Linked DNA regions of Homo sapiens: region 1 is linked to region 2. A link is an interaction called in ENCODE POLR2A ChIA-PET data of the cell type or tissue named here. Cell type or tissue: MCF 10A. All regions are shown on one strand. Each heading gives the region's core, and the rest is flanking DNA. Links, peaks and the distances in the headings are about the cores only.

Evidence for each region. ChIA-PET counts read pairs that join two places held together with the same protein. Peaks named below come from ENCODE experiments on the same cell type or tissue, not always from the same donor. Only the 100,000 strongest peaks of a DNase experiment are listed, where the experiment ranks them.
Region 1: POLR2A ChIA-PET joins it to region 2 with 5 read pairs; 2 of 35 experiments call an interaction of 5 or more read pairs at or near these places.

Annotation. Positions count from the first base shown.
Region 1 is chr18:9,718,417-9,734,984 of GRCh38, reverse strand. All of the region lies in intron 1 of RAB31 (RAB31, member RAS oncogene family), which reads right to left. Among named protein-coding and RNA genes, the nearest start is that of RAB31, 18 kb to the right of the region's middle. RefSeq lists an enhancer at 1-383 and a silencer at 12,120-12,179. In MCF 10A, for the core only: no CTCF peak of the experiment used is centred there; no DNase peak of the experiment used is centred there.
Region 2 is chr18:9,644,542-9,661,109 of GRCh38, reverse strand. It overlaps LINC02856 (long intergenic non-protein coding RNA 2856), which reads right to left and starts at 15,000. Exons shown (of 2, transcript XR_002958226.1): 1 at 14,548-15,000; 2 at 12,520-13,124. RefSeq lists an enhancer at 15,638-16,144. In MCF 10A, for the core only: no CTCF peak of the experiment used is centred there; a DNase peak (open chromatin) is centred at 7,489.

The DNA.
Region 1 (16,568 bases), core at 3,878-8,877, 75 kb before region 2:
CCAAGAGGCTCCTCCCATCACTGCTGTGGTGCAACTGGGCTACTATAAAGTTCTGGGAAAGGGAAAGCTCCCAAAGCAGTCTGTCATCATGAAGGCCCAATTCTGATGAGCTGAGAAGATTAAGAATGCTGGGGGGCCTGTGTGCTGGTGGCTTGCAGCCGCAGGGAAGGAGGTTCATTAAATGCTAAATACTTTTTAAAAACAAAACCAAACAAAAAGAAATGGATATGGAAAGAATAAAACCACACACAACTTGTCTCTCACCTGGCACACAGTGCTGAGGCGCCAGAGACTCGAGTCCTTCCCCACCCCACTGCTCCCCCGCAGGGGTGGCTCCTCGGGCCCCGCTTTGTTCATCGTATCCGGGATCCTTTCTGCACCCTGCCTGCCTCTCCTTTCTGCTGTTCCTCACCTTCACTAACAATTCACCCCTCCACACCTGCAGATAGGCTCCCCAGGCTGCCAGGCTTGGCTACAGTCATCCTCTCGGCTCACCCTTAGCTCACTCACAACTTAAACTCGCAAGGTTTTGCCCATGTTCTCCTCGTTAGGTATGTAACGCTTCCTGTCCGTGTTCAGGAAAGGCAGCGGGTGTGGTGGCTTCACAACACAATCGCTGGAGTCCATAGGCCAGGAGGTAAGCACAGGTCCTGCCACTTACTGGCTGCGGGGCCCTGAGCAAGTATTTAACTTCTCCAGGCTTCCATCTCAATTGCACAATAGTGACAGGAAGAGCAACACCTCACAGGGCTGTGACAGTGCAGGGAAGGAGTTCGTCCAGTGTCAGTATATAGAGTGCGATAGATACTAGCTCTTATGTACCTGAGGACCTGAGTGCATGACCTTAGTTTAGCCTTCCTCCCTCCCTCCCTCCCTCCCTCCTCCCCGCCACCCTGCCCCCCAGCTTCCATCTCACATAACTGGACACAGGCTCCTGACTACAGGGCATGCCTCTCCCATGTAACAGAACACATTTTCTCCCCTCTTTACATTTGTATTAATAGATACTCCCCTCTTTTCAGTTGGGAGGAATTTGACCCATGCCAGCAAAATTCACTTATTTTTACCAACCAAGCCCCCCCTCCCCAGTAACCATGCCTCCTATTTTTTTTCTAGTCTCTTCTTTCTAAGAGCTACTGCATCAAATTTCAAGGATCACTAGAAAACAACGGTACAATGTCTCTGAGGGAGTCTTGAGGGAAGGATGGGCAAGGGTTTGCAGGCAACGGAGAGGCTGGCTGCAGAAGGGCTGCAGGTGGTGTCTGAGCCCAAGAACCTCATCAACAGAGCAGGGAACCAAGGCCGTGGTCCCAGCAGTCTTGTCCACACCCACCTGTGGACCGAATCCTGGAGGGAACCAGAGCCCAGGAAAATGGAATGAGGCTTGGAGTTTGGATTGGGTCTCCAGGCACAGAATACGAATGAGAATTCTAGGCCGAGCTATTAAGCAGAATGAAGGAGAACCTGGGCTTCCAGAATGCCTGTGGACACTGAAGGGTGGGACAGCTCTGGGAACAGGAAGAGCCATCTTCCAGGACACCTGTCCCTGGTCAGCCTGGAAGCAAGCAATGCTGGAGCCACACTGCAGTCAGGGGTCGTCATTTTGTCCCTCAGAACATACACCATATATGCCACATCTGCACACGTCGGATGGTTCTAACCTGGTGGGAGGAGTGACTCCCTCACAGCTCACTGTTTGGGAAGAGGAAGGATCCAGGATCTAGGATCATTTCCAATATATTGCATGTTAAGCTCAATTTATTCCTAACTTATAGACTCACAATTCCCACTGAATTAGCAATTTCTGGATTAGCTCCAATGGAAGTGATCCCACTCAAACCAAAGTGGAAAAAATAAAGATTTATAGCATGGAAAACACCCAAGTGCTGTGCGCAGTGGAAACTGTCTAACTCGCCATTCTATTTGCTTGTTTTCTACCACTGATCCAAACACATCAGCATCCAGAGCCAGGTGCCACCTGGTGAAAGCTCAGCTCATCACCATTGCTTCCCTTAACCTACCCTCAAGTTTCATTCCTTTAAGCATCCTGCAGCAACCACCAAGTGAATTCAATATAGGTCATGCTCCAGGTTATTATGCTCAGTAAGATGAGCATTAGCACAGACGATGAAAACTCACAATACACTCAGCACCCAGCAAAACTCTTGTGTGTTTACAGTGGCTCAGTCAATACTGTTGCATGAGGAAAGCAATGCATTCAGACTCCAGCCCAGGGTGTTCACGGCACCCTGCAAAGTTCAGCGCCAACCAGCTGATTCCTTCAGGGAATTTTTAAATTTGTCTGAGATGCTGTCACTTTATCATGACAGTTAAGGGGAGAAGGAAAAAGAAGTCCTTGCAGTAGCACCAAGCACTAGGGAGAGGTTGGAGACACGGCTGTGGTGGAGAGCATGGGCTCTGGTGTCAGACAAGCCTGGGTACAAGTTCCAGGACCCACCTCACTGCATGCCCACACCTAACCCGCTAACAGGGCCGTTGTGAGGACCAGAGATTGTGAACAGAGCACTGAGCATGAACTAATGTCACCACAGGGTCTAATGTATTCCAGGGGAGGATTCTGCCCTCTGCTCACCTGGCTACAGCCCTGCCCTGCTGCAGTGGGTGCAGGACTTGGGCCTCTGGGGAGGTTTCTCTGGAGACAGAGCAGACCTAGGGCTCTGATGAAACCCCTGCCCCAGGGGCCCAGCCTCATCCGGTGACCGGCCCTCTCCTTGTTGCCTGCATGCGTGTGACTCCACGTCCCCCTGGACGAAGATGGTCTGGTACCTGCATAGGCAGAGCAGAGCCCATGCTGGATGAACCCAAGAGCTCTGAGGGCATTACTAGTGACTGGTGCCCCTGGGGAGAGGAGTGGCAGAGCTGAGGGAGACGGAGGCTGGGCATCGTTTCTCGCTGCTCATCCTGTGTGTCTTCTGCATTTTGTCCTCTGCGCATGTAAATATATAAAAGAGAAAGTGAATGAAAAATGCAAGCCTACCTTTGCAAATGTGTGCACATTAAAATTTGTCTGAGTTCAATTCCTATCTGTTTGGGTGAGGAGCTTATTATCATAGATAAAAAGCAAATTCAGGCCAGGCATGGTGGCTCATGCCTGTAATCCAGGCACTTTGGGAGCTGAGGCAGGCAGATCACTTGAGGCCAGGAGTTCGAGACCAGCCTGGCCAACATGGCAAAACCCTGTCTGTACTAAAAATACAAAAATCAGCTGGGCGTGGTGCCACACGCCTGTAATCCCAGCTACTCAGGAGGCTGAGGCAGGAGAATCGTGAACCCGGAAGGCAGAGGCTGCAGTGAGCCAAGATCACACCACTGCACTCCAGCCAGGGTGATAGAGCTAGACTCTGCCTCAAAAAAAAAAAAAAAAAAAGCAAATTCCCAGAAAGGTTCTCATCTTTACATCATCACACAGGAATCACCTTGTGAGATCCACTCAGAAAGGGCAGATTCCCTCCCATACAGTTGAATCACTGGTTACCCTCATGACCACTGGCAAAGCCAGCATGGATGAATCAACAGCAGAGAGAATTTTATGTCACCTTGCACAAGTTAATTTTCTAACATAACGATTCTCTCTTTTACTTTATTCTGTCCAAGCACCTGGTAGAGGTAATAAATTATTTAATGTCCAAAAAAACAGCAAAATGGAAGAAAAGACCAAGGGAAGCTTAGGGAAGACCTGACAATGCCAAGTGGTTAAACTGCCCCAAAAATAAAAGAGCCAGCTTGTAGCTGGGCACATATCTGTAGTCCCAACTACTCGGGAAGCTAAGGCGGGACGATCACTTGAGTCCAGGAGTTCGAGACCAGCCTGATCAACACAGTGAGAACCCCCATCTCAAAAACAAAAAACTGGCTTGATATGCAGCTATGTGAAACAGCAGATATGCTGTTAAGAAGACAGAAGCCAGATGGAGCAGAGAAAGAGCATTCACTCACCCTGTGGTTCTGACTTAGCATGTAGTGAGGCTCACATGGAACTCTCAAAACTCAAGAGTTGTTGGCTACAGATCCTGCACACTCAACTCATGGGAGACGATAAACACTGAGACCTCTTCCCTCTCTCCACCAGAACAGAGCTTAAATGCAGATGCTTTCCCCCAAACTCATCACATACCATATAGGAGGAAAGAGAGAGGCTTACGGAAATGAATGCCTGCCGCCCAGCCACCCTGTGCAGAACTTCCATCTCACTGGGCATCTCACATTGACAATACAGAATGTCCCAAGCACCAAACCCTTTGATATCTTCTCTGCTGTCACTTCACACACTTTGCATTAGGAGAATGCTGGTAATCAGGAAAGAGGATTTACATATAGCATTTCAGCTTCTCCACATGCAACTAATTCTGTAACCATGTTTTCAAAAATACAGTGAGGACCGGGTGTGGTGGCTCATGCCTATAATCCCAGCACTTTGGGAGGCCAACATGGGGGAACACATGAGGTCGGGGTACAAGACCAGCCTGGCTAACACGGTGAGACCCTGTCTCTACTAAAAAAAATACAAAAATTAGCTGGGCATGGTGGCACATGCCTGTAATTCCAGCTATTTGGGAGGCTGAGACGGGAGAATTGTCTGAGCCCGAGAGGCAGAGGCTGCAGTGAGCCAAGATCATGCCACTGCACTCCAGCCCGGGCAACAGAGCAAGACTCTGTGTCAAAAAAAAAAAAAAAAGATAAGGTGAGGCTCGAAGGACTTTGTAAAATACTAAGACACTAAATGCGTATTTTAAATTTGCCCATTAAGTTTTGGGCTGCGTAAGAAATTAGTAAAAAATATTTCCAAATAACATGCAGAAGTTGTTTTTAAACTTAAAATCTCATATTTTAGCTACACCCACAGCGATGCTATAGAGAGGAGCTGGATTTCGTTGTATCTGAATGGCTCAGATTATGTTCCTTCCAAAAAAGTTATTTTATGTACGATCATTTTTTATATGAAGCATATGAAAAATCACCCAGAATCTACCACGTATTTACCACATAGACAAATGTCCATCTTTAGATCTGTCATTCAACACCATGTTATTCTTTTTATGCAACAGAATGCAGTGTGTGAGAAGTACATCAAGAGAAGAGTAAAAAAACAACCAGGGGTAAATTCATAATTCGGACACTACTGGCTCTGATTTTTCTCAAATTCAGAAATTAATTAAAATTTTAATAGAACATAGAGTCCAAAAACAGACACACATACACATGGAAATCTCATTTATGACAAAGATAACATGTCAGACCAGTAGATAATGATTATGAATTAATCAATACATGGTATTAAAGCAACCAGCTAGGCATTTAGAGGGGGGTGGGGGAGGGGAGACTAAATCCCTAGCTGGTTCTTTATCCCAAAATCCACGTGCTCAAATAATTTAAAATGTAAAAAAGAAAATATGAAAGTACTAGGACAAAATATAGCTAAACACTTTTTTTTTTTTTTGAGACGGAGTCTCACTCTGTCCCCCAGGCTGGAGTGCACTGGCGTGATCTTGGCTCACTGCAAGCTCCCCCTCCCTGGTTTACGCCATTCTCCTGCCTCAGTCTCCTGAGTAGCTGGGACTACAGGTGCCCACCACCACGCCCGGCTAATTTTTTATATTTTTAGTACAGATGGGGTTTCACCATGTTAGACAGGATGGTCTCGATCTCCTCCCCTCGTGATCCGCCCGCCTCAGCCTTCCAAAGTGCTGGGATTACAGACATGAGCCATCGCGCTAAATACTTTTATAATATTAGAGTAGAGAAGGATTTTCTAAGCAAGACATAAAACATCAAAATCACAAAAGATTGATATAGTTAACTAAATGAAGATTTCTAAATATCGGTATGATTTTTTAAAAGACAGTAAACAGTGAAACATGAAACAACAAACTGAGGAAAAACATATGCAATACAAATAACAAAGAGTTTAGCTTCTTAATATACAAAGATTACTCACAAATCAGTAACAAAAACAACCCAGTTGAAAATGGGTAAACGATGTGAAGGGGCAGGTAACAGAAAAATATAGTCAGTCAATAAACAAATTTTTAAAATATCCATTGTCATTATAAAGAAATGCAAATTAAAATAGATTATCATTTTTAATCTATAATATTAGCAAAAATAAAAAAATTTATTATATTCATGGTTGGGTGGGGTGGCTCACGCCTGTAATCCCAGCACTTAGCGAAGCCAAGGAGGGGTGCATCACGTGAGGTCAGGAGTTCGAGACCAGCCTGGCCAACATGGTGAAACCCCATCTCTACTAAAAATACAAAAATTAGCCAGGTGTGGTGGCAAACACCTGTAATCCCAGCTACTCGGTAGGCTGAGGCATGAGAATCGCTAGAACCTGGGAGGCAGAGGTTGTAGTGAGCCAAGATTGTACCACTGCACTCCTGCCTAGGTGATGGAATGAGCCCCTGTCTCAAAACAAACAAACAAACAAACAAAAAATTAGGTTATATTTTGTGTTGTAAGGGTGTAGAAAATCATGTCATCAAACATTTAAAGGGAGTGTAAATTGGCGCAATATTTGAGGTTAATTTTGCAATATCTTTTTAGATATCAATCTCCTATTCTCTGACCCAACGTTCTATTTCTAGAAAATCCCACAAATACATTTCATTCACGTACATTAAGATTCAGGTACAAAGATTTTTATTGCAGAATTGTTTGTAAAGCCAAAAAATGAAAACTACCTCAACATTTATCATTAGGGCACCAGTTAAGTAAATCATGATATACTGTTGTGAGAGAACACTATGTGACTTTTAAAATAAGTGGGATTGCTCTATACATGGGGCCAAGGAATAATACTCAAGGTTTACCTTTAGAGGAAAAAGGCAAGAAAATGTTTGCATATGCATAGACCATAGCTTAAAAAATACACAAGAAATAGAAGACATTAGTAGAGAAAGGTGGTCTTTTTTACTTTTCATTTTATACCTATGTGTACCTTTTTTATTCTTTACAAGTATACATTAAGTTTAGTCATTAAAAACAACTTTAAAAAGACTGATCTATTTGCTAAGAGAGTAGATCTCAAAGTATTCTTACCACAAAAAAGATAACTATGTGAGATAATGAATGTGTTAATTAGCTTAACTGTGGTAATCATTTCATAATGTATACAATCAAAACATCATATTGCATACCTTAAAAGTGGACATTCAATTTTTACTTGTCAACTATACCTCAGTAAAGCTGGGGTAAGAGGAAAGACTGATCTTAGCAAAGATTTTCTTCATAGAAAGGTTTTGTTCATTAAAAATGGAAACAAGACATTTTTAATATTTGAGAGAACTGTTTTCAAACACCCTTGAGCACTTTAAAATGGCTTAATTATACACAATTAACATGCTTCTCAGGCCGGACACAGTGGTTCATGCCTATAATCCCAGCACTTTGGGAGGCCAAGGCAAAAGGATCCCTTGAGGCCAGGAGTTCGAGACCAGCCTCGACAACATAACGAGAACACTGTCTCTACAAAAAATTTAAAAATTAGCCAAGTGTGCTGGAGGACCTGTGGTCCCAGCTACTCAGGACACTGAGGTGGGAGGATTGTGTGAGCCTGCGAGTTTGAGGCTGCAGTAAGCTATGATCACACCACTGCACTCTAGCCTAGACGACAGAGAGAGACCCTGTCTCTAAACAAAACAAAGCAAAATAAAAGTAATATGCTTCTCATTTTAATCAATTTTACAAGGCCTCTGAAGACACTGCTTTCCAACCTTATTCACATCCCAGCAAACAGAGAAAGTGCTATTATCTACATAGCACCAGGGCATACGGGCCCACATGGCTACAGCTGGAAGAAGCCAAAGGGCCACAGCCTACCCAGCCCATCTCCCCAGGCCAGCATCCATGTCTCTGCACACTTGTGGCCCAATGGCAGCACATTCTGCCCCAGCCCTTTGGTCCTAAGAACGTCTATTAATGCCATCTTAGTATAAGTACCTAAAAAAAACAAAGATCCTACAGTAAGCATCTGCTACAACTTAAAAACAAGCAAAAATAAATGTTACAGTGTTAGAAGTCAAGACAACTAGTTACTTTTTTTTTAAGGTAATGCTTGGAAGGGGGAACAGGGTGGGCTTCTGGACAGCTGGTAACATTATTTCTTGACCCAGGTGTTTACATAGGTCTGTTCCATTTGTGAAAGTCCATCGTGCATTAAACTGAAGATTAGTGCACTTTGTATGTTATACTTCAATAAAAAATTTAGAGTATGTTATAAATTTAGTCGAATGAATGAAAATAATGATGTTCTACAGTATTCATTTAGTGAATTGAAAGCTATTACTCAGCACCTTTTACTTGCCAGACCCCGTAGCAAAGTATATAAAGAGAACAGCTCAGCCAGAGCTCCTCTTGTGGAAACAATCTACTTAAACTCCCTTAAGCCTTAAAGTTACGAGGATGTAAAACAGTCTGGGAGAAGAGGCTGCTAAGGTAATATCTTGAATATTACATGCCAGGCAAGGTTCCCCGTTAGAGGCATTATCTACGCAAACTGTCAGTATTTTGCAATGAGAAAAGTGAGCCCCAGAGATTACATGATTTGCCACAGCGAATACGTGCCCAAGTCCACCTGCTGCCAGGGCTCATCTGCCCTCCACTGTGCCACCCTGACAGCAGTGCTTGCACAGTGACCCAACAGCTGTAATAGCAGACCTGGGAACCTCTGATCTCTAACAGTCCCCTGCAGTCCAGCAGGTTGGCCTTCTGGATTGATCACATTTCACAAACTGACATTTCCTGAACCCAATTTATAGTGCTTAAAAAGTATCCTATGAGAAAGTAAAGGAAGAAAAGAACTGGAAATGGTTGCCTCCTGCACTGTGGAGCTGGGAACCCTGGAGCAGTCACACTGCCTGGCTTAGGGTCCACTTCCCACATGGCCTTTATGACATTGAGCAAAAACATTTCACATGGCTAAGCCTCTGTCCTTCACACCTGCAGATCGAAGACAAAAAGCCAACCACATAGAGTTATTTGAGGACTAAATGAAATAACATGAGGACAGTTCACTGTAAACTGTAAAGTGCTAAACAAATATATTGTTGTCGCTGCTGCTGTTGGTATTATTATAAACGCATTTGAGCCTTTTACTGCCATCAAGGTGAGACCATCTCTGATACTGGACTTTGCCTCTGCACATCTCATACATTCCCAGAAATGACAAACAGTTACCTGTAACTCCAAAGAACCTGACCAGGACCCTAACATTGTGGGAATTTGCATGTTTTCCTTCCACGGAAATGCTTCAAACCTGGTTCAAATTATTCAATAAAATTATTAAATTATGTTTTTAATACAAGACCCCTTATTTTTAAAAAGTCCATTCTATCAGACCAGTGGTGCTCTCCCTACTACATGCCAGTTTTGAACAAATAATTTGTAACATATAACAATAACAAAAATAACTGGTTTGTGGCACAGTTAAGTTATTATGTGCATTGGGATTTAGAATCATACAAAGCTAGTTCTATTGCTCGAAGCATCCTTTATTAGCAGTCAGTCCTTGAGCATGTTACTTAAATCCCTGTGCTGCAGTCTCTTCATTAGCAAGATAAAGATGAGAATAGAACTTGCCCTTATAAGCCTATTAATGTCATAATTTATGTAAAGCACTTATTCAGTAGGGTAGATTAAGGATGATCACAAATTCTTGCTATTCCTCCCATCAAGAGGTGGAGTCTAATTCTCCTCTCTTTGCTTCTGGGCTGAAGCAAAGCATTTACCTTGGTAAAATGCTTGATCAATAAAATGTGGTAGAAATGGCATTCTGGGATCTGTGAGGCTAGGTCAGAAGAAGTCTTTTAGCACCCACCTCCCAAGGCTCTGGAACACTTGCTGTGAACTCAACCAGCCACCATATGACAAGACTGGCCACCCTGAGACTCCATGCTATGAGGAAGCCCAAGCTACCCAGGTAGAGGGGCCACTTGGAGAGAGTTGCTTGATTAGCACCCAACCGACCCAGCCTGCCCGGTCCGCTCACCAGACAGGTAAGCAACAAAGCCTTCAGATAACTAACCACTGCTCATCTGAGCCCAGTCAACCTACAGAACTGTGAGAAATATTAACAAGTTGTTATTTGGAGCCACTGAGGTCAGGGTAGTTTGTTATGCGGCAATAGGTAGCAAACACTGAGCACAGTCCCTGGCACATGAGTTATACTCAGTACAAGTCTACGTGCTTAGGATTATGGGGCTATTACCTTTTTCAAACACTAGAACAATTACAAGCTCATCTGCATAATGACATCCTTCTTAATCAAAGGCATTCTGAAGCGCTTCCTTAAAAGAAAGGCGTGCATTCCAGGGCTATGTACCAATCCTTCTCAATCATTCCTGATGTTGCCGAGATTCACAGCAGAAGCAATTACAAATTATTATAGTGCCTGTGAGTCTACAATTACTGTTTTTCTTTCACCCACGGATATTTTTAATAAGGAAGAAGCCAAGGGCATATAAAGAAGGCACAAGTAGAGTGTAACTACTTTGTTCATAAGCACAAATAAGAATGTGCACATCTGGTTATTTGTGACACAACAGTTAAGATTAACAAGTCAGAAGCAAAGCGCTGATGCAAATGAAGTGTCCAGTCATGCAATTCTCATTAACAGTAGCAACATGTGTAAATCAGTACATTATGTGAAGTATCATTTCAATAATAATGTTTTTTTTTTGTTTTTTTTTTTTTTTTTGAGACGGAGTCTCGCTCTGTCGCCCAGGCTGGAGTGCAGTGGCGGGATCTCGGCTTACTGCAAGCTCCGCCTCCCGGGTTCACGCCATTCTCCTGCCTCAGCCTCCCAAGTAGCTGGGACTACAGGCGCCCGCCACTACGCCCGGCTAATTTTTTGTATTTTTAGTAGAGACGGGGTTTCACCGTTTTAGCCGGGATGGTCTCGATCTCCTGACCTTGTGATCTGCCCGCCTCGGCCTCCCAAAGTGAATAATGTTTTTTAAATACTTATATTTTGATTATACAATATTACACACTAGGTTCTTGCTATGCTTTAGATGTAGTCTGTTTGTCCCCACCAAAACTTGTGTTGAAATTTGATCACCAGTGTAATAGCGTTGGGAGGTGGGCCTCGCGGGAGGTGTTTGGGTTATAGGGATGGATCATTATGAATACACTTAATGCCGTTCCACTGGGGTGGGTGAGTTCTGACTCTAGCAGGAATGGATTAGTTCCAGAAACAATCGGTTGGTAAAGAGTCTGGCTTATTTGGTTTTGCTCTCTTGTATCCTCTCTCACCATGTGATCTCTTTGCACACACCCACTTCGCTTCCACTTTCTGCCATGAGTGGAAGCAGACTGAGGCCCTCACCAGATGCAGCTGCCCCGTCCTGGACTTTCCAGCCACCAGAATCGTGAGCCAATTTCTTTATATATTACCCAGTCGCAGGTGTTCTGTTACAAAACACAAAATGGACTAAGAAAATTGTCTTGCTAAGATTAATCTATGAAAAATAATATATATAACTCATCTTTTTAAATAGAGGTATTTTTAAAAATTTTTATTTGCCATATTTACTAACAATTCCCTAACAAATGAATTGTTTTGGAAGATCTTGAAATGACTGAGTTCATTATTCACATGCTCATAAAAATGCTTTTACAGGCCAGGCACGGTGGCTCACGCCTGTAATCCTAGCACTTTGGGAGGCTGAGGCAGGGAGATCACCTGAGGTCAGGAGTTTGAGACCAGCCTGGACAACATGGTGAAACCCCATCTCCACTAAAAACACAAAAATTAGCCGGGCATGGTGCCACACGCCTGTAATCCCAGCTACTCGGGAGGATGAGGCACAAGAATTGCTTGAACCCGGGAGGCAGAGGTTGCAGTGAGCCAAGACCACACCACTGCACTCCAGCCTGGGTGGCAGAACGAGACTTGGTCTCAAAAAAAAAATGCTTTTATGAACAAAACCTATTGCATTCTTTGCTTTATTTTGCAACACAGACTTCTGAGGTTTCAATAGTATCTGCATCTAGTCATGGGAGTAGCTAGGATTTGCAAGGTTGTCTATTAGTTGTGTCATACCAGAAAAAGTAGTAAAACTGTAGAGCTGAGGAATTGCATCTTGGCAGACACTGGCCATACCTGAGAACATACCTCCATCTTCCACCTGGTGGTGCCACAGGAATGCAGCCTTCCTTGTCCTTGTCCAGAGTCCTGCCAATACTGTGACACTTCGTAAGGGAACAGATCGGTTCCATCAGTCCCTGGATAATCACAGTGGTTAGAGCAGGGTTTCTCAGGCCCCTTTAAGACTCCACATACTTTCATAAGGGGAAAAACAATCTCATGGACCCTGAGGTAGTCATTAACTATTCCACTGTATAAATATACACAAATAATAAGGGTACACATAAACTGTGCTATTCTGAAACTACAAAATAGACACAGATACATTGATTAAATACAAATTAAACTATAAAGCCAACGACCTTCCACTTGACATTAGTTTCACATGATGAACAGTGTTGCTCCACTGTGGCTGGATTCCGAGGTACGCATCATGCACCATGTCATGGTTTAATTCCCTTGTGCTCCATACACAGTCCATCAGCAACGTTTGTCAGCTCTACCTTCAAAACACAGCTTACATGGGATCATGTGCACCACCTTGCTGCTACACTCTGGAAGTCACCACCGCTCCCATGTTCCTTCTGCATCCTCCTGTGGTCAGCCCTCACACAGCTGCCAGGGCAATCTCATAAAAGCTAAGTCAGATCATGTCCTTGCTCTGTACCAAAACCTTAGCAAGCTCTCTCACTTGATTCCAAGGAAATGCCAAAGTTCCTACACCAGCCCGCAAGACCGCGCCTGATCCAGCCCCAAACCTCCCTGACCTAACCCCCTTCTACACCCTCCTCTCCCTCCCTTCTCTTTCCTGCCCCAGTCACACTGCTCGCCTGCTGTTCCTCAGACTCACCAGGCACATCCACCCTGCTCCAGCCTCACAGACCTCTCTGTCTGGTGGCACACATGGCTGCCCTGAGTACTGTCTCTTTGATCTTCACTCAGATGCCTCCTTTCAGAAATGCCTTCTCAAGCCCCTACCTGAAACCACACTCCTCCCAACCAGCATGCCCAGGGCCCTTCCTCACTTTCCTTTTCTCCACAGCACCCCTCACCATCTGCCACACTCGGTATTTGTGCACCGCCTGTCACCCCTACTAGAATATCAGCTCCATGAGGTCAGGGACAGTCCATGTTGTTACCTGCTATTCCCCCAACCCCTAGAAACTGCCTGGTATACAGCAGGCACTCAGTAAACACCTGCTGCATGTGCTGCAGAATCACATGGTCTTCACATGGCCCCAGTTATTTCTTTTTTTTTTTTTTTAGATGGAGTCTCGCTCTGTCAGCCAGGTTGGAGTGCAGTGGCGCAATCTCAGCTCACTGCAACCTCCACCTCCCATGTTAAAACAATTCTCCTGCCTCAGCCTCCTGAGTAGCTGGGATTACAGGCATGCACCACCACACCCAGCTAATTTTTTATATTTTTTGGTAGAGACAGGGTTTCACCATGTTGGCCAGGCTGGTCTGGAACTCCTGACCTCAAGTGATCTGCCTGCCTTGGCCTCCCGAAGTGCTGGGATTACTACAGGCATGAGCCACTGTCCCCGGTCGACCCCAATTATTTGTATACTAACTCTACATCGGTTATTTTCTCCTTAGCCAGTATTAATGACGTTAACGTTGTCACACAGAATTCTGTGACAGGATGATGACCTGGAAGATACAGGATATACTTTTATTTATTTTTCAAATAACAGCACACAGAAAACAGATATGCCACACACAGAAAACCTGTAGAACCCTAAGACGGATAGACAGGCTCATAACTTTCCTAGACCCCATTTTGAGGAATAGGAAATCAGAGAATGGTGAAAAAGCCCAAATATCACCCCATGAAGAGGTCACCATTCCCCAAAAGGAGGTGGCTGCCCTCCCATGATGGACCACGGACCCCAGAGAACGACCTGCACAGGTGAAAGCACAGCACTACCTGCTAAGCCAAATCTGCATCCTGTTGATGCCAGACCTGTCATTTCACCGAAGCTATAAACTCAAACTGCAAGACCCCTTTATAATCGGACCTAGAGTCACTTTCCAATTTCATTACCAGTGTACCACTTATTTCCAGTAAGAACCAAATGGATCTCGCCCTGTCAAGCATCTCCTTGTCCCCTGCAACACATTTTGCAGGTTTTAACGAAATTACACAAAGTAATACATGCTCACTAAATAAACCAATACAGAGAAGCAAAAAAAAAAAAAAAGAGAAAATTACTTATAGGCCCAAATCTACCCCCCGCACCAGGCAGGTAACCACTCTGACACCGAATCTTGGGGAACCTTCTCCCTGTGTGTGTGTGTCTCATGTAAGTGAAGCCACTCCCACCGGCTCCCAGACACGCCCCCTCCGCACCTCACCTGACATCAGCCCTTCTTCTGGTTCATTAGCAGACACCACACGCTCTCCCTGGTCACCCCAAACTCCACCAGCCCTCACCTTCTGAACATCTGGCAACTAAGCATCTGGCGATATCCCACTGGGATGTCTGGTACTGTTACCTAACTTTTCCCATGTACGCCCTAGCAGGCCAAGGACATTGTTAGACTGTAAACCTCAAGGACAGAAACTACCGCATAGCACCCATGTAATACAACTTTGATAACTAAAGATTTCAGGCTGGGTGTGGTGGCTCACGCCTGTAATCCTAGCACTTTGGGAGGTCGAGGCGGGTGGATCACTTGAAGTCAGGAGTTCGAGACCAGCCTGGCCAACATGGCGAAACCCCATCTCTACTAAAAATAGAAAAATTAGCCGGGCATGGTGGTGCATGCGTGTAATTCCAACTACTTGGGAGGCTGAGGCAGGAGAATTGCTTGAACCCAGGAGGCGGAAGTTGCAGTGAGCCGAGATTGTGCCACTGCACTCCAGCCTGGGTGACAGAGCAAGACTCCATCTAAAAAAAAAAGGTGAGCCTGGCCAGGCTTGACGGCATCCCTGGCAGCACCCTGCTGTGCCCCGCGGCTTGCTGAGTGCCTGCTGTGGCACGGCGGGAAGGAGTTTGGCACACTCCCACTGAAAGGGTGGGAGCAAGTGAAAAGCAGGGTTAGAAACACTTTCCTGTAAAAGCGAAGCCTTGGATGCCTCTTTCAAGGAGGTCGGGCTGATGACTCATCGTGTGAAGTGGAGAGAATAAGAAAATAAATTAAAATGATGGAAGAAAATGATCCTGCAGGGGCAGAAAAAAAGCAGCGACATAACAGAAGAAATACAGGGCAGGATGGTGAGGTTGACATTGGTCCTAAAATATAAAGCCGTCCTCCGAACGTGAAACAAAAGACAGAAAAAAAAGAAGTTAAATGAGGAGGTGAGTGTTACAGAAAAGGAGGGCAAGCAGGATGACTTATCTTTGGCTGTGGGATTACAAACAAACTAAAGAGGAGAACAAATAGGATATTGCCAGCTAATACAATGATGTGTCATTATTAAAAAATGGGATTAAAGCCATCATCCTGTATTCCTCACCTCTACAGTCTAAAACTACAACAGCATGTATCATTTCACTACTAGATCATTTCCCCTCCCTCATAATTAGATCAAATTTATTTATTTATATATATATATATATATATATATATATATTTTTTTTTTTTTTTTTTTTTTTTTTTTTTGAGACAGAGTCTTGCTCTGTCACCCGGGCTGGAGTACAGTGGCACAATCTCGGCTCCCTGCAACCTCCACCTCCTAGGTTCAAGTGATTCTCATGCTCCAGCCTCCCTAGTAGCTGGGATTATAGGCGCACGCCACCACGCTCAGCTAATTTTTGTATTTTTAGCAGAGAGGGGGTTTCACCATGTTGGCCAGGCTGGTCTCGAACTCCTGACCTCAAGTGAGCCACCATCCTTGGCTTCCCAAAGTGCTGGGATTACAGGCGTGAGTCACCATGCCTGGCCTTCAAATTGTAATTAGCATGCATCACTTTATGTTATGGTCTGAATATTTGTGATCCCCAAAATTTGTATGTTGAAATCCTGACCTCCAAAGTGACAATACTAGGAGGTAGAGCCTTTGGAAGGTGATTAGGTCAGAAGGCTAGAGCTCTCATGAATGGGATTAGTGCCCTTATGGAAGAGGCCCCAGGGAGCTCCCTTACCCAATGGGAAGACTCAGTCTGCAACCCCTTAGAGAGCCCTCACCAGAACCTGCCCGTATTGGCACCCTGATGGTGGACTTTCAGCCTCCAGAACTGAAGGAAATACATTTCTGTTGTTTTTCAGCCCCCAGTCTATGGTGCTTTACTATAACAGCCCAAAAAGACTAAACTACTTGATAATTTAAAAAATTAGCTCTTTAGAAGTTTATTATGAAAGTTCAGAAAATAAGGCTGGTTGCAGTGGCTCATGCCTGTAATCCCAGCACTTTGGGAGGCCGAGGCAGGTGGGTCACCTGAGGTCAAGAGTTCAAGACCAGCCTGACCAACATAGTGAAACCCCATCTCTACTAAAAATACAAAATTAGCCAGGC
Region 2 (16,568 bases), core at 4,559-9,558:
GCAATGCCTATCCTTCATTATATATTAAATGGAGGCAATGTTCTCACCATATTCTGCAGCTGTAAGTAGACAGCTGAGAAACCACTGCTTCAAAATGATTTCTGAAGCTGTCCACAATCTCCTCCATGTGTGTGGGCTTTTCAAATGTTCCTGCCCAGGCAGTGGAGACTTTGGGCCAAGCTCTGGCCTCTTTTCCCCATCAGCACAGCCCAGCACGTCACCATGTTTAAGATGAAGCCTGGATCCCAACGCTGAATGAACCTCACTGATTTCCTAGGAAAATTGCCCATACATTAGTGAGCTGGTAACTTTGCCCCCAGTACCAAATGGATCTTTATAGTCAACATTGATGTCCACATGGATAGCCAGATTGCCAAGAAAACATTCACAATTACCTTCCTTCCTTCCTTCCTTCCTTCCCTCCTTCCTTCCTTCGTTTTTATTTTGAGACAGGGCCTGCTCAGTCGCCCAGGCTGGAGTGCATTGGCACAATCACGGGCTCACTGCGGCCTTGATCTTCCAGGCTCCAGCAATCCTCCCACCTCAGCCTCCTGAGTAGCTGGGACTACAGGCATGTGCCACCATGCCTGGCTAATTTAAAAAAAAAATGTTTTTATAGAGACAAAGTCCCACTATGCCGCCCAGGCTGGTCATGAACTCCTGGCCTCAAGCAATCCTGCTGCCTCGGCCTCCCAAAATGTTGGGACTACAGGCTTGAGCCACCATGCCTGGCTTATGCTTCTTAATTAAATCAAATATTATAAATGAAAAATAGAAAAAAAGAGTGTTAAGGTCAGGGTTTCCTCGTCCAATAAGCACGCTTTTTGTATGAATAATATACTCTTAGTTCAGTCAGCACTTCCGTTTTGCCAGGCAGGCAGGAGGCTTACTTCAAAACCTCCCAGTGTATTTGGTGCCAACAAGAATTTTTTATTCAGTTCTGTCTTCACAGCCTCAGCCAATGGGTACGTTTACATGTGTGCATTTTTTCCCCATCAGTGTTCATGAGAAATCTATTTATAACTTTTCCCAAACTAGAATTTCTGAACAGATTTGGGTGGAATTCACACATTTAAAGCTTAGGTGCGGTGCGAACAGCCCGCGTAACCAAGCAAGGGGCCGTAAAACTCAAAGACTTTGGTGTCCGCAAAGCTCCTCCATGCTCTAGGAGCCGTGCACGCCTGCGCAGCCCATCCTCCTCCTGGGCTGGGGCTCTGGGCTCTGAGGGTGCAGTGCACTGGAGTGTGGGGTCTCGTCTTTACAGTGTCTCCAGTGAGTGGATACAGTACTGCTTTGGCCCGCTCTGAAGGGGTCTCCCCCAGCATGCGGACAGAAAGGTGGAAGCACTTCCTGACTCCGGCTCCTCCGGACCCCGAGTGCACTCGTGCACGCCACACTCACCTCTTCATCTCAGGGTCCCCAGCGCTGCAGCCCATGAGTTGGAGGCATTAAGGGAGGGTGATGAGGCCAGCGGTCTGGGCTTTCTCTTCTCACCAGTGCACCCCTGTGTGTCCTACTAGAGAGCCTGCTTTGCTGCCCCAACTTCCCTCAGTAACAGTTCACAGGTAAACCCCTTTTCTCCACATGGGCCCCACCTGTTTCCGCCCCCAGTGCCATCTGTCCTTTTAATTCCTTTTCTTCTCCCAGAGTTCCTGCCTCCCCCATGTCCTGAAAGCTTCGCATCACCCTCTCTCCCAAAGGTTGGTAGGTCTCGAAGCTTCTCTGGCGACATTTTCCCAGCCCCTTCCTTGATCTGTACATCAAGACTCTTTGTCCTCTCTGCCTACATCTGCTGCCAGGAAGAGAAGTACGAACTCAGACGCCCAAGATGAGAGGGGTGGGGAGGAAGGAGTTTGCGGTGATTCTCCATTCCCCACAGGTAGTTAGGGTTTTGCTTTTCTTTGGTTGCTTTCAAGTACATGTATTTTTTAATTAGACATGGTTCACACTTCGAGATTTAATCTCTTTATCATTGAGTCTCCATATGGACCCAAAACCCCAAACCCAGCTGGTGGGATAGTGAACTCTTTTATGAGTTCACTATCATAAAAGAGCGTTAGTTCCACTCTGACCTTGAATTACATGACAAAGCTTCTTCCAATCACTGGGTGTTGGTAGGATCCATGCCAAAGTACCATGCTCTAATTCCTGAGTAATACAACCATATATTTTAGATCCCATCTACATAATTCTACTGGGAGACACGTTATCACTTCTTCCCACCTCATCACTTGCTCCCTTCTCTAACTGTGGAGTGGAGAAATTGGAGCACTGTCTCTGTGGCCTACAGATGTCCTTGGGTAGCTGCTATACCCGGTCAGAGAAGTGGGGAAAAGCTCGTTCATGGATGACCAAAGAGGCCTTGTTGAAACACTATCGTAATTTACTAGAAAAGTTCCAGTACCATATTGGCAGTCGTGTTAAAGAGTAAAGTGCCACCCACAGTATTTGACACAGGCATGATTCAGCCATCAGTACACCCATACCTTCAGCATTCTTCTCCAAGACCCAAATAAAACTACCCTACTCACCTTCCAGTCATGCAGTTATTTACTGACAGCATAGAAAGGATTATCCTATAAATCCATTGTTGGGAAACCTCGCAGACCTGATCACCTCATGTGCTTGCCTGGGGGACAGGCTGAGCAAACGGCAGGAAACTGCCCCAGGCCCGGGCAACTAAAGGCAAGAGGGATTGGCTTGGCTGACTCAGTCACTCCTCACCCTGGGTGCCAGTCCACTTACAGGGCCGTGAAAGTCTCCCCTCCCAAAATCTACCAGGCCTGGTCAATAGCTTCATGTGTTGGAGACTGCTGGCAGTCAATTGCCCCTTCTTCCATATTAATAGAGTGTAAACTAAGCATGGGCTGCTCAGGAAGAGACAACATTTCCCAGACACCCTTGAGGCCAGGTGTGGCCAGGTGACTAAGTTGCTGCGTGACTGAGGAATGAACAACTTCCGTCTTATTGCTCAAAAGGAAATTGCTTCTGGACTTCTGCTGTTTGTCCTTCTCTCGGTTGGAAAGCCAGCGTGCCCAGTTTTGACCAGGCTCGTGAAGACCATGATCTAACGCAGGGGTCTTAGAGCCTTTTGTGCCATGAACTGCTTATAGTGTCTGGTGAAACCTATGGATCCCTTCTCAGAAAACTGTTTTTAAGTGCATAAAATAAAATACACCACAAAACATCCACTAGAGCAGACAAAGTTTGAAAGACTGATAATCTCTGGTATTAGTGACAACATGGGACAACTGGAAGTCATACATTGCATGCTGGTAAGAGTATAGCCTCACTCAACCACCTTGAAAAATAGCTTGGCGGTCTCTACTGAAACTAAACATATGGCTACCCTGTGACCCAGCAATCCCAGCCACAGCTTTATACCCAAGGGAAATGCATTCATGCACATGCCAAAGATGTGTGTGTGCATGTATATATATGTGCATGTGTGTGGAATATATATATATGTTATGTATGTATTATATTACATATATAATGCAATATGTGTTATATATGTAATATAATACATATATAATGCAATGTGTTATATATGTAATATAATACATATATAATGTCTGTATTATATGTAATACATGTTTTATATATGTATAAGAATGTCCACAGAGTGTTTGTAATAGTAACAACAGGAAATGGCCAGGTGTGGTGGCTCACACCTGTAATTCCAGCACTTTGGGAGGCCAAGGCAGGAGGACCATTTGAGTCCACGAGTTCAAGACTAGCCTGGGCAACATAGTGAGACCCCATCTCTACTTTTTAAAAATAAAAAAAAAATAAAATGAAAACAGGAAACTATCCATATGTCCACCAGTGGAAGAATAGACAAATAAATTGTGTCTATTCACAAAATGGAATACTACAAACAATAAAAGGGAATCAATTGCCAATACACAAAAACTTGAGTGCATCTCACAGGAATTATGTGGAGTGAAAGAAGCCAACACAAAAGCATACGCATTGCATGTTTTCTTTTTTTTTTTTTGAGATGGATTCTCATTCTTCTCACCCAGGCTGGAGTGCAATGGTGCGATCTTGGCTCACAGCAACCGCCGCCTCCCAGGTTCAAGTGATTCTCCTGCCTCAGCCTCCCAAGTAACTGGGATTACAAGTGTGCGCCACCACACCTGGCTAATTTTTGTATTTTTTAGTAGAGACGGGATTTCACCATGTTGCCCAGGCTGGTCTCGAACTCCTGGCCTCAAAGAGATCCACCTGCCTTGGCGTCCCAAAGTGCTGGGATTACAGGCGTGAGCCACTGTGCCTGGCCCTGGGTGTCTCTCTCTCTCTCTCTCTCTCTCTCTCTCTCTCTCTCTCTCTCTCTATATATATATATATATATATAAAATTTTTTTTTTTGAGATGGAGTCTTGCTCTGTTGCCCAGGCTGGAGTGCAGTGGCATGATCTCGGCTCACTGCAACCTCTGCCTCCCGGGTTCACGCCATTCTCCTGCCTCAGCCTCCCGAGTAGCTGGGACTACAGGCGCCTGCCAGCACACCTGGCTAATTTTTTGTATTTTTAGTAGAGACGGGTTTTCACTATGTTATCCAGGATGGGTGTCTATATTTTAAACAGGCTTCTCACGTGACTCTGAGGCCTGTGCAGTGTGAGTTTCTCCCCTGACTTACAAACAAGAATTTCTGGGGAATTGGTTGTCAGGAATTGTGTCCCAGCCTTGTCTCGGTTAAATCAGAATTCTTGTTGATCTGTCAGGGATTTCCTTTGACTTTAAAAATTAACATGCAATTAATTAAAATTCATAAAAACCTAGTTCTTTCTTAAGCATTTAAGTTCAATTCTCATATCTTGAACCTAGGAGGCGGAGGTTGCAGTGAGCCAAGATCATGCCACTTCACTCCAGCCTGGGTGACAGAGCCAGACTCTGCCTCAAAAAAAAAAAAAAAAAATATATATATATATATATATATATATATACACACACACCCCACCTCCATTCCAGACTGAATCAGGGATCTGGGGATGAAGCCTGGGAACTGTGGGGTTCTTCTTCTTCTGTACCAAGGATGAGGAGACGTTGGTGCTTTGAAGGGTTTCATATTAATTTCATTCATCACCATGCTTTCAGCGAGGAACTTAAAATGCTTTACATAACGTACCTGATTCATGCTAGTATGTGAATACAATTATCTCTCAGTATCCATGGGAGATTGATTCCAATAGGTAACCCAAAATCTGAGGATGCTCAAGTCCCTGATATAAAATGTCGTAGTATTTGTATATAACCTATGTACACTTTATAACCTCCCGTACACTTTACGTCATCTCTAGATTACTTATAATACCTAATGCAATGCCTAGACATCACTTCATTCTCATGGAGTTAACGTAGTATTTGGTGTGGCAAATTCAAGTTTTGCTTTCTGAAAATTTTTGGAAGATTTTTCTTAAATATTTTCAATCTATGGTTGGTTGAATTCACAGATGTAGAACCCACAGATACAAAGGGCCAACTGTATATGGTAATAATAACTCCAGGCATAGTGGACTTACAAATGTCTCCATGGCAACAATTCACTCTCTGGTTTCCATGGTGAGGTTTATAAGGACCCTCAAATTTACTTTATTTAAAATTCTAAATTACTTTGCTGTTGATCAGACATACATAAAGAGCTATGTTTTAAAAATAACTCTCTAGTATTGTTTCAGGACTCCTATAAAGAAAGAAAGGAAAAAAAAGGAAATGGAAGAAAAATAATAGTAATAAATCAGTACCTCCCATGAAAGCTCCTGTTATGTGGCAATGAATTAGAATATCAAGGTCAAACACTGTAAAACTGAATTAAACAGCCCACATAATTTCTCCATCTGACTCCCATTTGTCAGAATTCATTTTTGTATTAATACAGAAAATGAATCATTGTTCAAACAGGCATCATTTTTATGAATTAAAAATGCATAAATCAACTGAATGTCCTTTATTCAGGAAACATTTCTCTTTATACGTTGTGCAGCTTACACAGATGTCTGATCACGGGAGAACTGACTGACAAAATGTTGATGAGTCAAACTGTCATTCCCCAATAGGGAGAATGCCTCACAATTAAATACAAGATTTAAGAAGATGAGTTGTAACACTAATTGTTCCTTCAGAAATGTCACAAAGGAAGCACATCATTTTTTTTCCCCTTTTGTTGCGATTTGGGAAGAACAAGGGCCTGGGAAAAGTGCTTGTACAGTCCTTCCCTCAAGCAAGGGGCCTGCATGTCATTGGGTTCTGGGACTGGTAGGCTGGGAGCAGTGAGTTTCGCCCCTCATCCTGGGATCTAGGGGGAAGGATGCACCCCTGTTTGCCCCCACTATCTTATCTGGGAGCAATTAGGACATGGCACTACCTGAGCTTCGCTGAGCACAGGATAGTGGCTTATTTTGAATGCAGCCTTAACCATTATCTTCACTGTGTTACTTTATTTTATTTTACTACATCTTATCTTGCTTATACTTTTGAAACAAAGGACTTTCATTCTTTATTATCACGGACTCTAGCCTTGCAACACGTAAGAGACATTGACCTTGTTGAAAACAACTACTGTTGGCCAGGCACAGTGGCTCACACCTGTAATCCCAGCACTTTGGGAGGCTGAGGTGGGCGGATCACAAGGTCAGGAGTTCGAGACCAGCCTGACCAACACGGTGAAACCCCGTCTCTACTAAAAATACAAAAATTAGCCGGACATGGTGGCATACGCCTGTAATCCCAGCTACTCCAGAGGCTGAGGCAGGAGAATTGCTTAAACCCAGGGGGGCGTGGAGGTTGCAGTAAGCCGAGATTATACCACTGCCCTCCAGCCTGGGCAACGGAGCAAGGCTCTGTCTCAGAAAAGCAAAGCAAAACAAAACAAAACAAAAAACTATTGTTGCAAAAGAATTATAAATGTTACCAGTGACGATTTGGAAAGAAACCAGGGTAGGTTCCATTTGGCCCCTCAAAGATCTGCTTCCGAGCCAGGTGCAGTGGCTCACAGCGGTAATCCCAGCCCTTTGGGAGGTCAAGGTGGGTGAATCACTTGAGGTCAGGAGTTTGAGACCAGCCAGGCCAACGTGGTGAAAGCCCCATCTCTACAAAAAAAAAAAAATACCCGGGTGTGGTGATGTGCACCTGTAGTTCCAGCTACTGGGGAGGCTGAAGTGGCAGAATCACTTGAGCCGAGATTGCACCACTGCACTCCAGCCTGGGCAACAGAGCCAGACCTTGTCTCAAAAAAAAAAAAAAAAAAAAAAAAACCTGCTTCCGGTCTAGTGCTCTGACACCGCCTGTATGTCTTTTAAAAATTACTCAGCATCACGAGGCCTCATTTTCTTCATCTGTAAGATAAACTGCAAAATAAATAAATAAATAAATAAATACAAGACAATTTCTAAATTCCCTTCCAGCGTTAGAATTCTTGTCTCTGCTGTCTGTCTCCTGCACCTGGCACAATGCCAGTGGCCATGTTTGTGTTGGACGCTGAGGCCACATCCCTTGGACACATGGTCTTGTGTGGCACAGCTGGTGCCCTGGGGCTGAGTGGAGAACAAGGCCAGGGTTGTGCCGGGTCAACAGCAGTGACTTCCAAGTGTATAACATTGAGTCTGTTACCCGAGAGGCAGCATCACAAGGATCAGGAGTCCACCCCAGATCAACAAGGGAGCTTCCTGGGTAGCCAGAAATCTGGAGCCTGTGGAAAAGCTAAGCTGTAAACTGATGGTGCTAGGAGCATGAGTGCTTCAGTTGCCAGTTTACTTAGACAAATTTCACTGAACAGCATCCAGTCCCTTGTATGGTTCTTATTAAATCAACCACTTCATGCTTGGGATATATTTCGCCCTGGATATTCTTAAAAACGACATTCAATCTCTAATATGCTGTGTGGCAGGTAGAATAATGGCCTCCAGAAATGTCCACATGCTAATCCCTGGAATCTGTGTATATGTTGCATGGCAAGGAAGCATTAAAGTCACAGACGGAATTAAGGTTGCCAATCAGCTGACTGTAAAACAGGAGATTATCCTGGACTATGTTGGCCTAGTGGAATCTCAAGAGTCTTTTAAAGTGGAAGGTGGGCAGATGAAACAGGTCAGAGGCAGAGGGAGACTGGAAGATGCTGCACTGCTGATTTTGAAGATAGAGGAAGGGACCACCAGCCAAGGGATGCAGGTGGCCTCCAGAAGAAGGCAAGGAGACAGATTCTCCCCTGAGCCTCCAGAGTGAGCTCAGCCCTGCCCGCACCTTGGCTTTAGCTCAGAGAGACCCATTCCAGACTTCTGGCCTCCAGAACTGTAGGAGGATAAATGCATTTTACTTTAAGCCACTATGTTTGTGGTAATTTTTAACAGAAGCAATAGGAAATTAATAGATACTGTGTATTCTAATGTCAGAGTCTAGATTACTATGATAATAAAAAATACAAACAAAAGGAAAAATATACAAATTTTTAAAAGTGAAGTAAAATAAAATGCTTCAGAGATTTACTATAATGAGTTCATTAAGATGACTGGAAATTGATACATTCAAAGCAAAAGAAATAGTAAATTAAAAATTCCAGAATAAAACTACAAAGAAATGAAATGCACGTTATTCTTGTGAGTTGAAAATGCGCAATTGTTTTTTTTCTCCTTCAGAGTCACTGTGAACTGTGAGCTCCAGTTAATCATGGAGACTTGTCAGGGGAGGGTGGGAATTATGCACCAAGCATGAAATTGGGTTGAACCTGGGAGTTGCTTAATTGCCAGATTCCGTATTCAAGGGAGAAGTCAGAAGACCAGAAGCACATGGGTAGTAAGTCCTCTGCAATGCATCTGGCCAAGCAGGTATGGGAGGTCGGATAAAGACTATGAGTCAAGAAGGAGGTCAGGCCGGCACGGTGGCTCACGCCTGTAATCCCAGCACCTTGGGAGGCTGACATGGGCAGATCACGAGGTCAGGAGATTGAGACCATCCTGGCTAACACAGTGAAACCCTGTCTCTACTAAAAATACAAAAAATTACCTAGGCGTGGTGGCGGGCACCTGTAGTCCAAGCTACTGGGGAGGCTGAGGCAGAAGAATTGCTTGAACCTAGGAGATGGAGGTTGCAGTGAGCCGAGATCATGCCACTGCACTCCAGCCTGGGCAACAGAGCAAGACTCTGTCTCAAAAAAAAAAAAAAAAAAAAAGAACCAGGTCATACAGGAGTCCTGAAGCTCAAGGTAGGGGCAGGAACTAGAAGAGGATAATGACAGCAGACAAGGGCACCCCAACAAGGACACCTTCAAAGTAAGGGAACCTCTACATCAGCCAAGATGCCTCCTGCTGAGTCAACAGCGTTCCTAGGGCACAGAGGCAGGACTGCATCAGAGGGATTAAGGAATGCCAGTGAGGTTAGTTTGGCAGGTGGGTGGGTGGGGGTCACAGCAAAGGACATATCTTGACATTTGCTTGATGATAGAATAAATGATTTTATCTATCTGATCATTTTTAAAACTTTACTTTGAAAATTGCAGACATATACCAAAGAAGTGAGATGGCCACCTTTGTCAGTATCCTCAACCACTTGCCCCCTGGGGAAACAACTCCCAGCACATCACTTCACCTGTAAATATTTCAGTATTTGTCTCTAAAAGGATTCTATTTGACCAATTTTTAGTAAAAATACCCACACTAAGTTATTTCAGCTGACCTGCTTTTCTAGTCCCTGTTCTCCAGCAATCTGATTACCTTTATCCTTTGGAAACACTATACCTGGCTAGCAGCTGAAAACCTATGCACCATCTCTACAGTCAAGCTGACATCAACACAAATTCCCATTTGCGTTGAATTTTACCACTTACAAAAGACTTACACAGACTTATATCCGTCCTCTCCGTAATGCTTGATGTCCTTTCCAACACCAACATTTCTTGCAGTCTCTTCTTCTTTTCGGGTGTAGAGATAAATGAACTAAAGTTACAGGCAGGAAAGTGAAGTTTTGCAAAGCTGTTTTCCATAGGTAGGATCACAGTCTCCAGACATCTTGTCCCTGCGCATTGTTAAACATTTGCAGGGAGCAGGGGACTATGCTAGGTATTTTATTTTATTTTTATTTTTTACTTTTATTTTTATTGTTTTGGAGATGGAGTCTCACTCTGTCACCCAGGCTGGAGTGCAGTGGCACAATCTTGGCTCACTGCAACGTCCACTTCCCAGGTTCAAGTGATTCTCCTGCCTCAGCCTCCTGAGCAGCTGGGATTATAGGCATGCACCACCACGTTCAGCTAATTTTTGTATTTTTAGTAGAGACGGGGTTTCACCATGTTGGCCAGGCTGGTCTTGAACTCCTGTCCTCAGGTGATCCACCTCGCCTACCTCGGCCTCCCAAAGTGCTGGGATTACAGGTGAGAGCTACTGTACCCAACCTATGCTAGGTGTTTTAGACATATTCTTTTATTGAAACTGCACCCTGAAATTGGCATTATTACCAACTTTTTATAAATGCGAAATCCCAGGCTTGAAAACGTGGAGTCACTTGTCCTAGATCAATTCTGGAAAATTCTGGAATACCAGCCCAGGTCCCTTTGGCTCCTATGCCTGTGCTATGATTGACTACACCAGGCCTCATGCTCACCCCAGTCTCCCTTCCTCCTCCTCTCTCCTCCCCTTTTCCCTCTACCCCAGGGACGGCAAAGGAGTTGGCTGTCGGAACCTAGTCCCTTTTCTCCCTAATACAAAACACTTGGGAGTCACCGTATTTTAGTGAAGGACAAAGAATAAATAGATGTCTGTTCTCCAAGCATTTCAAATTTTGGAGATCCAGATGTGGATTTTCTAGAAAGTTAATGAAGACTGACAAGAGTCTCTCACTTGCTGAGACCTCTGTGGGGCCCTGGGAGGAGCCCTAGCAATATGTTCACACAGACTTATATTTCTATAAAACTGGCAAAAGCTACAAAAAATTAGCCAGGCATGGTGGCGGGCGCCTGTAGTCCCAGCTACACGGGAGGCTGAGGCAGGAGAATCCCTTAAACCCGGGAGGTGGAGGTTGCAGTGAGCCAAGATCGCACCACTGCACTCCAGCCTGAGCGACAGAGCAAGACTTTGTTTAAAAAAAAAAAAAAGAAAAAAAAAAAAAAACACTGGCAAAAGCAAGAGATTTTTAAATTCCTCTTCTGAAAAGCTCCCCCACCCCCAGTTTGTGTCAGCTACAGGCCCCACAGCCCAGATCTTCCCTCACAAATCTCACCCATCACAGAAGCCTTCACTATCCTTGTGCCTTGGCTGAGACCCAAGGGGGCTGCAGCCAGGGAGGAAAGCTGGGGAGTGGGGACCCCTGCCCCTGAGCCTGGGCAGCAGGAAGCTGTGTGCATGGCTCCAAACATGAGAAAACAGCCTGAATTTTCCCACAGGAACCCTGACACAATATTTATGCATACAGTCAGGCATCACTTAATGATGGGGATTCTAAGAAATGTGTTCTAACAAATGTGTCCTGGGAGATGTTGTCATTCTGTGAACATCATTGAGTGCACTAACACAAACCTGGATGGCAGAGCCTACTACACACTGGGGCTGTTCGGTGTAGCCTATTGCAGCTAGGCCGCAAAGCTGTACAGCGGGTTACAGTCCTGAATGCTGTAGGCAATTGTAACACAATTGGGTATTGAAACATATCTCAACATAGAAGAGGTACAGTAAAAATACGATATTATAATCTTATGGGACCACTGTTGTATATGCAGCGCATGACTATAGTTGAAAGAATGTATTTATAATAGTTCTCAGGCACATTGTAGATTTGTGGGCATACCAGGAGACCAAAGACCACACTATTGTTTCCATGAGAAATATGTTCCAAATACCAATGGTCAATCCCAAAAGAAATTGTCTGGGCACCATTGATGAAAGTGGTTTTAAGCAACCCCACAAGTACAGATTCTGCCCATTCTTCAAAGCCAGACTAAATATCTGCCTGAGGAGGCCTCCCAGGATTGTCTCTGAGCTGAGTCCCATCCCTGAAGTCCTGAAGTCCAAGCACACTTCTCTCTACCTCTCTGCGGCACGTATCACCTACAACCTAGATTTATATTTGTTTGTGGACATGACTTAGCTTGTCTACTTTACTGTAAGTCCCAGGGGCAGGTCCCTTTCTTATTCATCCTGAAATCCCCTTAACACCCAAACACGGAAGTCCAGAAATACCGTCTGGCTGAATGAGTGAAAGAATTGGTGCTTGAATGAATGAAATCTGTTAGGGGTCCATCTCTCTTCTGAACTTCTAAATCACTTATTTGCCTCTTTCCTCTAGCAGTTATTTATTAAACATGTGACACATTCCCTATGTCAGCTCTTGTTTTGTTCACTTTTTCCCCAAGAAGAAGTTTAGCTTCTTAAGGAGAAATCGTGGTCTCTATTTTTTGTATACTTCATGATGATGAACATCAAGATTTGCTCAGAGTAAGAGCTCAGCAAATGTTGGTTGGCGGAATGACTAATCTTCAGGTGGAGGTGCTTTAGAGGATGTAGAATCACACAATTACTAAGCATAAATAGGTCTTGATGTATCAGACAGGCATTTATTCTCAGGAAAAATGAACTGCGGGAGACTTAGTACTGGTCAGCATAACAGACAGTATTCCCATCTCATTTAAATGTCTTTATTACCAACTCTGGACCAAGATTGCTCTGAAATTCCTTGAACTGCTGGAAATAAAAGAAGTAACCCTTTTAACTCTCAAAATGAAATTTAAAAAATTAAAAATAAAAAAATCAAGTAAAATCTAATATCAGAAATCATAAAACCAAAAGAGCATTTATGTTGGTCTGTGTCATTGTCTCAGGTGGGAAACTTTTCTTACAGGGAATTGATGCTTTTCTTGCAGAGAATAGGTGCCCTGAGTTTCTGTTCCCACAGACACAGCGATGAGTTGGCAGAATTCATTTCCTTTTCATGCCTGGGTAAAAATCTTAAGCAACAACACAGGGAGTTCAGGTCCTTGCAAAAGCAGGTCCATCCTCCGACAGTTCGGAGACGAGAGCAGGGACCAGTGTGGTTCTGGAATAGGTATGAGGACGGGGACACCACACAGCTCATGTCCAGAGGATGGAATCGCTTTGGCTCTATGCCATTATCAGGACATTCTTCTGCTTCAAACTGGTCTGAAACAAAATGGTACTTGTTTAAAAAGAAAGAAATTCCATACATTTTTCAAAACAAGGTAAGAGCTAGATAAACAACTATCCAGTTCAGTTTGCATTACGCAGTATTCCAGGGGTTACAGATTTTGTGACCCAGGGAGGGTCCCTGGAAATCAAATCAGAACAAGAAACCCCAAGTCAGTGCCACAAGAAGAGTGGGAGTGTATAGTTTGTCCAGACCCAGCAAGGCCATGCATGGGCTCTGTCACAACAGGCTCATATTTTGGTCGGTGCCACTGTCTTGTCACCAGGCCAACCCCTAAGTTTGCAGATGAGGAAAGTCAGGCCTAGGTAGCTTGAGGTCTTGTTTGAACACTGTCAGTGCTAGAGGGAGAAGGAGGAGATAGAGATGAAGGGAGGAGGATGAGCAAGGGAACTGAAGCTCTGGCTAAACTCCATGCATTGCAAGTCTTCCTCTTCCATTACCCTAGTCATGCTCCTAGTGATTAAAGCTAGCAAAGGCCAGCCGGGCATGGTGGCTCACGCCTGTAATCCCAGCACTTTGGGAAGCTGAGGCAGGCTGATCACATGAGGTCAGGAGTTCGAGACCAGCCTGGCCAACATGGTAAAACCCTGTCTCTACTAAAATACAAAAATTAGCTGGGCGTGGTGGCAAACACCTGTAATCCCAGCCGCTTGGGAGGCTGAGGCAGGAGAATCACTTGAACCCAGAAGGCAGAGGTTGCAATGAGCCAAGATCACACCACTGCACTCCAGCCTGGGTGACAGAGCCAGACTCTGTCTCAAAAAAAAAGAAAAAGAAAAAAAAAGCTAGCAAAGACCTCACAATCAGACAGATTCAGATGAGAGCTTAGTTCTGACTCTTGCTGGCTAACAGCAACTCAGTTTGTCTCAGCAGTTTTCTTTCTTTTGTCAGAGATAGTACTTCCTCACAGAGTTCTTGTGAGCTCAAAATGCAATGTGCACAGAGCCCGAGACACAATAGACACTCAGTAAATGATATTCCCAGCCCTCCCTCTCCATAGCCATATTTCAAAATGGAGCCATATGTTGTACAGCATCTAGGTTTGTGTATTTGTATTGAGTCCTTAGCCTGGAAGGATCTTTGGTCTTAGGGTATTGAGATGTGATGGAAAGCTCCGGACCTACTTCTTTGCATTTGCACAAGTTGTCATGTGTAGGAGCCAGGAGGTGACTGAACATGGCTGCTGGGGACCCCCCTTATTCCCAGCAGCTTCTCTAGCCTGAGCCATTTCAGGTTTATCTCTCCCATAAAAAACAGGGGAGCAACAATCTCGCTGTTCATATTGTTTGCCCTAGACTTTGCGATTGCCCAGGGCTGTGATGCATGGCACAGCCAATGGGCCTGCTCCTAACACACTGGAGTTTCCTGGAGCATAATCACTTAGTACGAAGCACTTACCGTCTCCTGACTGGAAAGGAGTCAGTGAGGCACAAGAGATACTCAGCAACTTCATTGTCCTTGATGCCCAAGCTCGGTTGACTTTTGCAGCCTTACTTCAGTTATTTATGCAATTGGAGTAGCAAAAGACCTCCGCAATTGTGCAAAGAACCGTCACCAACCAAGGTTTAAAAGAGGGCAAGATACATGAGCAAGTGCACTAAGTCAAAGGAAAAATTCAATACAGACAACAAATAGGGAAAGAATTGTGAATGCCAAATAATATCACATGTTTTAAAGTGGCACGAGTCAATATTCTTCTTTGTGTGATCCAAATGGCTTGTTTTTAGTGTCCCGTGTTACTGACTGCATGTTGGTGCTAGTCTATTATCAGTGAAAGTGCCTAGGTTTTATTTTACAGAGATGGAGACAGCAGTACCTTGCCTAATTTCTTTATCTGTTATTTGAGAGACTGTCACCTTAAGAACTTTCATTTTTAAACATTCTGAAAGATGGGCATCTTGAAATTACCTAGGTAACTACTAGCAAGTACAGTTCCGACACTGTTGGCCCTAAATTCTGGATGCCGAGGTTGGGGGCTGGTCGGTGAGAAATAATGGTCATCTGTGAAAGAGAGGGCCCTGACTGCTTGGTGTATTTATAACAGGAGATAAAAGCATGTTGACCAATAGGGGTTCGAACCTTTATTTAGTGAAATGAATGGGTTAGGAAACAGAATAGGTTTGTAAGAGATCCATCCGTCAGAACAGAGCCATGCCAAAAATTTAGTATAAAAAGAAGTATGAGAGGAGAATTGCAAAGGGCAAGAGATTTCCTCAAATACCCCTGGCTTTGTGTCAGTATGAATATGTTACAAGGAAGTATATTATTCTACTCTAAAATTGTTTAATTTTTTTTTTTTTTTGAGACAGAGTCTTGCTGTGTCCCTCAGTTTGGAGTGCAGTGGCGCGATCTCAGCTCACTGCAAGCTCCGCCTCCCAGGTTCACGCCATTCTCCTGCCTCAGCCTCCCTAGTAGCTGGGACTACAGGCGCGCACCAACACGCCCGGCTAATTTTTTGTATTTTTAGTAGAAACGGGGTTTCACCGTGTTAGCCAAGATGGTCTCGATCTCCTGACCTCGTGATCTGCCCGTCTCGGCCTCCCAAAGTGCTGGGATTACAGGCGTGAGCCACCGCGCCCGTCCGTGTTTAAAATTTTTAAAGAAAGTCTTGTTGACTTGTTGATTTACAGTGGATACATAGTTCTGGGAGTGATTTATTAGACTTCTAAAATGCGTCATTACACAAGACCACTGAATATCAGTTTAGACCAGAAAATACTTGTATTTTTGCCTAGCAAATAATGTTCATTGTACTAATTATAAGCACGTTTTCTTTACAGATACACCCTTGAACAGCGTGTAGCGTGTTCTTGACCTTGACAAAAGGGCAGTAATGTATACAGAATGTTTACACTGCAGGCTGAGTTCAGCGTTAATAGTTTAGTGTTGGCCAGGCGTGGTGGCTCATGCCTGTAATCCCAGCACTTTGGGAGGCCGAGATGGGCGGATCACCTGAGGTCAGGAGTTCAAGACCAGCCTGGCCAACATGATGAAACCCTGTCTCTACAAAAATACAAAAATTAGCCGGGCATGATGGCAGGTGCCTTAATCCCAGCTACTTGGGAGGCTGAGGCAGGAGAATCACTTGAACCCGGGAGGCGGTGGTTGTAGTGAGCCGAGATCACGCCACTGTACTCCAGCCTGGGTGACAGAGCAAGACTACCTCTCCAAAAAACAGCTCAGTGTTAACAGTTGGGCCTTGTTAAAAGAAGGAGAGAAAGGGTTTCAGTCCCTTCCTAGAAAACTTTTTTAGTCATTTGGTTTGATTTAAAATATAAACACAAAAAAGTAACTTGAGCTATAATAGAATTTTGCCTGAAAATTCCAATTCATAAAACTTTTGCCTAAAAATTCTGATTCATGAAAATTCCAATTAATGAAAATTCTGATTACATAATCATTCAACTTTTCAATTTTTT